Regions from separate parts of the Homo sapiens genome. Here all the other regions are linked to region 2. Evidence: chromatin contacts called from ENCODE Hi-C or POLR2A ChIA-PET data. All regions are on one chromosome and are shown on one strand. The core of a region is the stretch at or near the end of the contact, and the rest is flanking DNA. Distances in the headings are between cores, read along the strand shown.

Region 1 (3,064 bases), core at 273-2,772, 940 kb after region 2:
CATCGTCCTCCTCCTCACTGGGCAATGACACCTCCCCTAGTTGTTCTCATCTAAGGTGGTGTTTCTCTAGAAGCTGATCCCAGACAAGGATTAAAGTGCAAGTCGTTTATTAGAAGTGAATTCAGGAAGCTCCAGCTGAAGAATGAGGAAGTGAGACAAGAAAGGGAAGGAGACCAAAAAAAGATGTGTTATCAAGCAGGTTACCATTGTAGACAACGGGAGCTCAAGCCCATAAGGGAGCTCTGGGGAACAGCCTAGCAGAACAGTCGTTCTCAAACTTCAGCACAGACTCACTAGGAGGGCTTGTTAAAACACCAATGACTGGGCCCCAGCCCCTACAATTTTAGATTCAGTAGGTACAGGGTAGTAGTAGGCTAAGAATTTGCATTTCTAACTAGTTCTCAAGTGGTACAGTTTGCTGCTGGTTTGGGACTACACCCTAAGAACCACAAAGTGTCTCAGCATGATCTCACTTGAGGGATGAGGAAGCTAGGGAATTTATCCACCAACTCCCTGTTCATCAGTATTTGGGAGCTGCTTCTGAGGGCATTCACCCTCTGGCACTCAAGTTGACTCAGGCTAAAATCGCTCCTATGGCCAGAAAAGCCCTATTAAGCCTGTTGCTAGGGTCTCAGGTCCTTTGGCTGGGAGACAGGGTGGGAGGAGAACCGCAGAGAAGCTTGCAAGGTAGTTTGACATCTGACTGAAGGATTTCAAGGGAAGCTAAGGGTCAAAGACGGCTTCGTTGAGTCCCTAGCTATGCATTCATATGGTCGTATATTTTTGTAAAATTAGCAAAAATATTTTGTTATGATTTCTTTTTACATTCTAAGTTCATTTTTGTACCTAACTTTATATTTGTAATTTTTTATTCTTTTTTCCAAAAGAGGACCCCCCCCCCCAACATTGTCTAAGCTTCAGACCCCATAAAACCTGGATTGGCCCTGCATGGCCTAGTAGGAACACAGATTTAGGTTTGCTGAACTGAAATGAGTGTCCACGGTTTGACTCATTAAGAACTCAAGCCACCTGAGTTCATGCCCACCCAAGTTCAAATTCCAGCTCTGACACTCCCTAGTTTGAGGTAGTTTGGCCAAGATGCTTAATCTGTCTAAACTCCTATTTTCTCATTTACAACTTGGGACAGCAAAATCAGATGATCAAATTAAGTAATCCTTGCAAAGAGCCAGGCCGACAGTAAGTGCTCAACAAATATGAGTATCTTTTTTATCATTATTTGTTCCCCTGGTTTATTTCTGTTTCTTATCATTTGCCTTGACGATCTTCCTCCAAGACCAGGTAGGAATGAGTGATCTGGGGACAAAACAAAAAGCCGCTTCCAAAATTGGCAGGTCGCCTCTCTCTAGGGCTTTCTTGCCAGTTCTTCCAGCCCTACTGGCTCCGCTCCCTCTACTGGGCGTCCACCTCGTTGCCGGGTAACTACCGACGGCCCCCGCGCGGGCATTGGCTGTGCGGCCCGGCTCCCGGCCTGCCCCGCGGCTCCCGGAAGCCCTCGCGGCCATCTATTTCGTGGCCGGTGGCTGTTTGCCTGCCAGAGGCCAGCGGGGGCGGTCCAGTCCCTGGCTCTAGGAGCTGTTTCTGGCCGAGCTGAGCGCGGCGGGCTCGGCATAGCCATGAGTTGCTGAACTGGGTGGTTTTGCGGACCTGACGATTCGCCATACCCCGCTTGGTGTGTCACTGCCGTGGGCGTCTCCAGGTAGCCTCAGCCCAGGGGATACCTGGAGCGGCAGCTTAGAGCATCTTCCGGGAGCATCCGCCGGCGGCCTGGGCACCTCCCCATCAGCCCCTGCCGTGCCACCCCAGCCTGGGCCTTGAGGCCCGGAGATCTGAGCACTTCGGGACCTATCCCTCAGCCTAACCATCTTGGTTCAGCTCTGTGACACTGGGCCAAGTGACCTTGAGAAAAGACAGGGCCGGGCGCGGTGGCTCACGCCTGTAATCCCAGCACTTTGGGAGGGTGAGGTCTTGAGGTCAGGAGTTCGAGACCAGCCTGGGCAACATGGTGAAACCTCGCCTCTACTAAAAATATAAAAATTAGCCGGGCGTGGTGGCAGGTGCCTGTAATCCCAGCTACTCGGGAGGCTGAGGCAGAGGCAGAGGCAGGAGAATCTCCTGAATCCAGGAGGTGGAGTTTGCAATAAGCTGAGATCACACCACTGCATTCCAGTCTGGGCAACGAAGGGAGACTCCATCTCAAAACAAAACAAAACAAAAAAACACAGAAACAAAAACCCACTTCTAATTGCTGCTACTCAGCATATACATTCAGGGAAACTTGAATCTATGCTCCTGGGTGGCCATCCTCAAGCTTTGGGCTTGAATAAACTCTATAGCTAGTCATATTTTCTATATCTTATTATTTAAGGTTGACAAACTTCAGAAGCTTCTTTGCCCTTCTGGTACTGATAATACCAACAGTGAATAATAAGTGACATTGTTATTGGTTGCTTACTTCCTACCCCTGATAAATGGTCTAATGTTGAAATCTAAGAGGTATAATAGTTATTACATGCATTTAGTAGAATGGGTATAATGAATGAGGAAATAGGCTCAGGGAAGAATTTGATTTGCTCTGACACAGCTCTACAGGGCCAGATTTCCAACCCAGGCTAGTCAAGTCCAGAGCCTGCAATTTTCACTTCAAGTCTTCCTGTGAGGATTGACAAGAGGATGTTCAGTCTTAGCCAGGTGCCTGGCAGCTACTGAGGGCCCAGTGGAGGTTAGTGGGCAAATCATCATAGTAGTTTCAATAAGCAATAGTTCTATCAGTATCAAAGAGTGGCTGTGGTCAGAGCTTTGTAAGAGACACATTGCCGTGTTTACTTAGGACAGGAACAATCTGGAGTTTGTTTCCACCACTCCCTGGAGTTTCAAGTCCTTAAAAATGTTCAAGCTGGTTTGGCTTTGTGTCTTCTATTTCCTGTTTACACTTTGCCCCACCTCTATTTTTGCCCCTTCTTCCCCCTCTTCTAGTTATACCTAACACCACTGCTGACGCTCTTCGCTTCTGAAAAATGGCCAGCTTTCTGCCCTCAATTTAAAG
Region 2 (3,190 bases), core at 204-2,703:
CATCTCCCTGGTCAGCAGGGTGGACTGAGGACCCACTGTGTGCTTGAGCCACACCCTGGAAGACAAGGAAGCCATGCTCATGACCGTCCCTGGCCTCGGGGACTCCACATCATAAGAGGCCACTCAGGAAAGAGGAGAACACCCAGGGCAAAAGCAAGAGGCAGGCAGGGGGTGTGTGGTGGATGAGCTGGAGTCCGGAAGACCTGGTTTCAAATCCTGGCACTCACCCTTTCTAGCCATGTGACCAGACAAGCTATTTGACTTCTCCTGCCTCCGCTTCCATCTATATAATGGATGCCACGTATGGCCCTCGTCATATGTCAAATACAATCATGCATATAAAGTCCCCAAGCAAACAGAGCTCTTGCCATCAAAGCTTATGGTATCAGGCTAGAAACCTTGGGGGCGGGGGCACTTTGAATATGTCAGTAGACCTTTCTATCCCAAGGACTTACTGTGACATTCCACCTGGCCCCACCTGTGATAGGGAAAGGGGGAGGGGAGGGGAGGGAGAGGAGCTGCCGCTCACAACAGTGCTGGCCTCTACTGTGAACACTTGATATCGTTCTCATTTTCCCCCAGCCTCACAACAGCTTTACAAAGTAGGCATCGCTATCCCCATTTCACAAGTGGAAAAATGGAGACCCAAAAACATTCAATCACCTGCCCAAGGTCATGCAGCTGGCCTGGGGCAGACGCCAGACTGGGGCCCAGATCTGAGTGTGATCTCCTTGTGCACTGTGGGATGAGGCGGGGTCTGTCATGCCTGGGGTCGGCTGAGGGTGCAGGGGTCTCTGACTCTTTTGGGAGGAGCCCCTAGAACCCCCTGCCTGAGGTGACTATGGAATATGCTGAGCCTTTGGCCAGGGCTGCCTTCCTCCTGTCTGGTCCCACCTCCCCCACCCGGACCCCCCCGGCCAGCCCTCAGACCCCTCCCAGAAACACGGAAGGGCTCCACTCCCTCTGGGAGTTACCACCTTCACTTCCAACTTCAGCTAGGTGAGGGAGGTACTGCAACCCCTGAGTGACAGAAAAGGCAGCCGGATCAGAGGGGTCAGGAACCTGCTGTCATGCTCGCAGAGCTGGGGAAGCAGAGCCTGGACAGAGCCCCAGCTGCTCAGACTCCTAAGCTGCCAGTCTGGATCCCACACCCCGGCTGTCGGGTAGGGTTGGGGACTTCTCTGCTCCCCCTGCTCCTCACGCTTCCCGGAGCCATCCCTGTTTGTACCGGCTGGGGTTACATGCAAAGTGCAAGCCTTGCATCAGCCAGATGGGCCCCGCTCTAGTAAGAGCTGCTTTCTGCCTCTCTGCGCCTTCCCCACCGTTATCTGACTCATCCCCTGACAGTCCCAGGAGACTAGAGAGAAGCCAGGCCTCTTATCCCTATTGCACAGATGGAGGGACTGAGAGAGGAAGTGACCTACTCCAGTGACTCAGGGCAGCAACCCAGGCTGAGGAGGCCACAGGTGTAGCTGGTGTGGCCTGGGGAAAGTTCCCGGGTGCCACACAGCCAGATAAGCAGTTTTTAATGCCTCACAGCAGGCACAAATATCAACCGATGTGTGTCAAATGAACGAAGGAATATTGCAGGCCCTGGGTGAAAGATGAGGGGTGATATTGAGGAAAAAATAAATATGATACAGGGAAGGAAAAAAGAAGCCGGAAACCCAGACATGCCCCAGTTGCAGCCTGTGAGCCCAGCTGGCTTTGTAGCTCCCAGTTCCCTTCTCTTTAAGAATCTTCATGGCTATCACTTACTGGGTGAGTGCTAGTGACTCTGATATAACACTTTGTAGCCTTTTTTTTTTTTTTTTGAGACCAGGTCTCACACTGTCGCACAGGCTGGAGTGCAGTGGCGTGATCTTGGCTCACTGCAGCCTTGACTTCCTGGGCTCAAGGGATCCTCCCACCTTGGCCTCCCAAAGTGCTGGTATTACAGGAGTGAGCCACCACACCCGCCCCTATAGCCTCTATCTTATTTCATCCTGACAACAACCCAGTGATGCTATCATCCTCCCCATTTAACAGATGAGTTATCTGAGGCTCAGAGAGGTTACACAGTTCTTGCTCCAGCCGGCACGGGACCACATTCCAGGGGCTGACTTGCAACTGCTCTCCAAACCCGGCAGGGCAGATGTGCCCCTGCGCGTGCGATACCCACGTGGGGCTGCCCAGGTGTGTCTGCGGGTTGGCACCAGCTCCTGGTATCTGTCAGAGCAGTGAGGGGGTGGTGCGACAGGAGCGGAACCGAACGCCAGTGGCCGGGATGGATAATGAGCCAGGGCGCCTGGGCTGCAAGGGGGCTTGGGCACGCGGGCCTACCCGTGTGCGCAGGCCCTGGGCGCCCCCCGCACCGGGCGCCCTCCCCGAAACCCAGCCACGACTGCGGAACTGGGGGCGGGGCCAATGCTGGAGGCAGGGCCCGCCGGCGCCGGGCTCCCACCCCCCAGCGCCCGCTGACAACCCGCGGCGCGTTGCCAGCGATTGCCCCATCAGGCCGCATCCGCTTTCGCAGCCCTGCACGTTGTGCACACAGCGCGCCGGCCTGGGCGGGGCTGCTTGTCCCCGGCCCCCTGCCCCCCACCCGCGGCCCTCGCCCGGCTGCCTTCTGCCCCGGCTGAGACCCGGGCCAGACTGAGTCCCTAGCGGCCCATTACCCCGCCGGGCTCGTCCCAGACACCTTTGATGGCTGCCCTTTGCCCCGTCTGGTCTGAGCGGACAAACGAGGGAAATTGAGTAAGCCAGCTCAGCAAGACAGGAAACTCCTGGCCGCTTTGTTACTCATGATTTTCAGCAACTTGGGGAGTGGGGGGCAGGGGAGGGGAGTCCTAGGGGAATTTCTGTAGTTCAAGAAGTTTGGGGGCTCCAGGACTGGGAGTGCCCTCGGGGAGGTCTACCTCCCGGGGCAGGTCTATTTCCCAGGCCAGGTACCGTAGTTGGCACTAGTAAGTAAGTGCTCCACAAATTCGTGTTAACATGCATTTTCAAGAATGCAATTTATTTAATTTTCAAGTCTTCAGTCCCAGCTACTCCGTAGGCTGAGGCGGGAGGACCCCTTTAGCCCAGGAGGTCAAGGCTGCAGTGAGCTACGATCTTGCCACTGCATTCCAGCCTGGGTGACATAGCTAGACTGGTCTCAAAAAAAAAAAAAAAAAAAGGCATTTTCTCACCTACCTGCTTTGAGTGCCTG
Region 3 (3,081 bases), core at 414-2,913, 620 kb after region 2:
CCTCCGACTCCAGGTGCTGTGGCCCATGCCATGTCTAGAGAGGGCTCTTGAGAGAGTCTTGGGCCATACGCCCTAGTCTACCTCCGACAAGGAAGACCCAGCCACCTCCTGGCTGAGCTAGGGGGTAGGGGAAAGGAAAGGTAAGATATTCACCAGCTGTATCAGTCCTCAACAACACATATTTTGAAATATTTTGAACACCTACAATGTGCCTGGAACTGTGCTAGGCAGTATGGTTTGACAGTGAACAAGACAAGTGCGATTCCAGCAAAGGAAGCAGATGATGGTAATGATAGTGATGATGGTGACAGCTACCATTTACCGACCACTCCCCATGTGCCAGTGCTTCCTATGTCTTGGCTCAGTAAGCGCTGATCACAGTTCTATCGGGTGGGGACTCTTACTAGCCCTATTTTTTAGATGAGAAGAACTGGAGCACAGAGAGGTTAAGCAACTTGCCCAAGGTCACACAGCTGGTAAGTGGTGTAGCTAGAGTGAGAACTTGGGCATTTTGGTACCAGAGGCTGCCTGCTTAATCACTAAACCACGTGCCTCTTAATAAGCAAATAGCCTACAAAACAAATAAGCACAGATTGTGGGTCCAGCTCTGCAGGAAACAGAATTTGGAGAGGGGTCAGAGCTACTTTAGACAGTAGTCAGGCAGGGCCTCTCTAAGACAGCTGACGTTTTAAGCTGGGACAGATGAAACAGAATGAGCTACCTATGAAAAGAGCAGGGGTCAGGGAGGAAAGGGCTCGTGCAAAGGCTCTGAGCTGGGGGAGAGTTGAGTGGGTGCAGGGAAACGAAAGGCCTGTGTGTTGGGGATGGGTGGTGGTTGTGGGCGTGGGTGTGTGCGGTGGGTGTGGGAAGGGTGGGGTGGGAGATGAGTCAGGTGGTGGGCCAGCCCCTGTTCAAATATCACCTCCTCCTTCTGTCACCTGAAACTCTGTTAGCTATTCCCTCTGTAGCCACCTCACCTCACACTTTGGCCACAGACCCTACCTCAACCTGGGGCACTGTGAGGCCCTAGAAGTCTCCAGGGGGTCCTCTCCAAGGTAATGAGACATACCCATGTATATACATATGTATGCATATATACATTTTATGGCTATAAAATTGGAAATAATTTTTATAACTTCCTTTTCAAAATATTTGGCTATGACAAACTTGACTAACATATAAGCTTCTTGATTTCTGATTTCCTGGCAATCATCATACGTAACTGGGAATTCCAGAAAATTCTGGAAAATTTTCAAGAATTCTAGAAAAATCTAACCTCCAATTTGTCCTCGAATGTAATGAAATTTTCACAAACACTAAATTTCATAGTTACTAAAGCTGCCATCTTTCATCTGATAGATGTTTCATATAACAAGTTTTAATTTTGATTTTGCCCTTTTATCTTTGAACTTTCAGGTCATCACATTTATTTTTCAGGTCTCAAATACTACCCTGGGGCACCAAAAATCTCCAGCCTGTGCCCACCTGACGCCAGCGGTGGAACAGCCACACCCGCTCTGTACTACAGATAGGGATGATGCGGCTGACTCCTCAGGGGTGACAATGGGGCAGACCCTGCGGGTTTTGTAGGTCTGGCAAGGGCTCTGGCTTTTGCACAGGGTGAGATGGGAACCACTGGGGTTTGAATAGAAGAGTGACATGACACTCCCCAAAGGCAGGCAGGGCGGGAGCTTCCTTTTTTTTTTTGAGACAGGGTCTCACTCTGTCACTCAGGCTGGAGTGCAGTGGTGTGATCTTGGCTCACTGCAGCTTCTATCATCCAGGCTCAAAAATCATCTTGCCTTAGCCTCCTGAGTATCTGGGACCACAGGTGTGCACCACCACACCTGGCTACTTAAAAAAAATTTTATAAAGGGGGTGGGGATCTTACTATGTTGCCCATACTGGTCTCAAACTCCTGGGCTCAAGCGATCTGCCTGCCTTGGCCTCCCAAAGTGCTGAGATTACAGGCGTGAGCCACTGCACCTGGCCTGGTGTTGCTTCCTGTACCCTCAGCCTGACAAGCGTGGGGCCTGGCATGCAGTAGGCATTCCCTGATAGCTCGTGGATTTCCTGGAAAGTGAGGAGGCACTGGGCAGCAGGTCCTTGGTCCATTGTCCATGCCTGCTCATGGCTCAGAAGGACATGTGGAGGGCAGGAGACCTGGTGAAGGGCGGGGGGACCAAAGCTTGCAGATGCCCAAGACTGTGTGCAGTCCTCACCTGGCACACCCACGCCTTGTCTGCCGGGTGTACTATTTGATAACGGCAATCCAGGCTGGTGTCCTGTGCAGCCCCCTTTTCCCAGAGCAACCTTCCTCACCTGCCCCTCAATCCCCTTTGGGAGGAATTTCCCAAAAACCTAAGGGAAAGGTGAGGGTTGACCAGAAGGTGTTCAGAGGTGAGATCCAGCCCCAGCTCTTGGAATCCCTGGCTGGGGTGGGGAGGAGGTTACCCTGGGCCAGTGCAGTGCCCACAAGGCGGCAGCAGAGAGCACCCACCAAAGAGCCTAGAGAGCTGTGTCAAAGGGCGAGGGTCCTGGTTTCTAAACCTGGCCCTGGGCTGGAAGGAATTCCTCTACGGGGCTTTGAAAAAAATCGCAGATTCCAGATCCCTCACCTCTGCCCTATTCCACTGTGCCTATTCCAGTGCCAGAGCCATACTTGGCAGTGGCTCTGGATGGGAGAGGAGGTCAACCTGGAAGGAAGGACAAAGAGGGAGGGAAGGATTGGCCGTCATGCCTATCTTCCTTTCCACATTGTTCACTGACTGGCTGTCAGCTGGTGTGTGGGTGCCCCCTCCCAGAGGAATAAGGACTGGGCCAGGTGGTTTCTAATCCCTTGTCTCCAAGTCAGACAGACCAGGGTTCGAGTCCTGACCGCACCCTTTACTAGCTTTGGGACCTTGGGCAAGCCTTTAAGCTCTAAGTCTGTCTCCTCCACAGTGCAGTGGCAACGGAATCCCTCTGCCTTGTGAGATTACAGTGAGGAGGAGAGAGTTCCTGAGAAGCCCTCAGGGGAGGCTCAGAGCACATCCCAGGTGTTCAGTCAATTGCCAGGATTCATGTCCCCCACAGGGCTGG

The links. A loop is a pair of places that touch in the nucleus more often than their neighbours do. ChIA-PET counts read pairs that join two places held with the same protein, here RNA polymerase II (POLR2A). Pooled maps may share reads with other maps.
Region 1: a loop to region 2 is called in a map of CD14-positive monocyte, with 8 times the contacts of the local background. The contact joins two enhancer-like sites. A Hi-C loop is called at or near these places in 1 of 168 maps with a recorded cell type or tissue (CD14-positive monocyte), 1 of 37 single-sample maps with no recorded cell type and 3 of 50 pooled maps.
Region 3: a loop to region 2 is called in a pooled map, with 3 times the contacts of the local background. The contact joins two enhancer-like sites. A Hi-C loop is called at or near these places in 1 of 37 single-sample maps with no recorded cell type and 3 of 50 pooled maps. POLR2A ChIA-PET finds 5 or more read pairs at or near these places in 1 of 52 experiments (PC-9).

The regions. Positions count from the first base shown.
Region 1 is chr10:71,375,934-71,378,997 of GRCh38, reverse strand. It overlaps a transcript of SLC29A3 not described here. Among named protein-coding and RNA genes, the nearest start is that of CDH23, 19 kb to the left of the region's middle. RefSeq lists a silencer at 1,406-1,475 and enhancers at 1,606-1,755, 1,811-2,371. Within about 2 kb of position 1,522, at least 32 of the 41 ENCODE cell types and tissues checked have a DNase peak (open chromatin) inside an H3K27ac peak, as active enhancers do; they include CD14-positive monocyte, where a contact is called at or near this core.
Region 2 is chr10:72,319,059-72,322,248 of GRCh38, reverse strand. No RefSeq gene overlaps it. Among named protein-coding and RNA genes, the nearest start is that of DNAJB12, 34 kb to the left of the region's middle. RefSeq lists enhancers at 1-581, 1,015-1,434, 1,184-1,478, 3,115-3,164 and a silencer at 2,205-2,764. Within about 2 kb of position 1,453, at least 41 of the 41 ENCODE cell types and tissues checked have a DNase peak (open chromatin) inside an H3K27ac peak, as active enhancers do; they include CD14-positive monocyte, where a contact is called at or near this core.
Region 3 is chr10:71,696,298-71,699,378 of GRCh38, reverse strand. The region is part of intron 22 of CDH23 (cadherin related 23); the gene reads right to left. Among named protein-coding and RNA genes, the nearest start is that of C10orf105, 22 kb to the left of the region's middle. Within about 2 kb of position 1,663, at least 3 of the 41 ENCODE cell types and tissues checked have a DNase peak (open chromatin) inside an H3K27ac peak, as active enhancers do.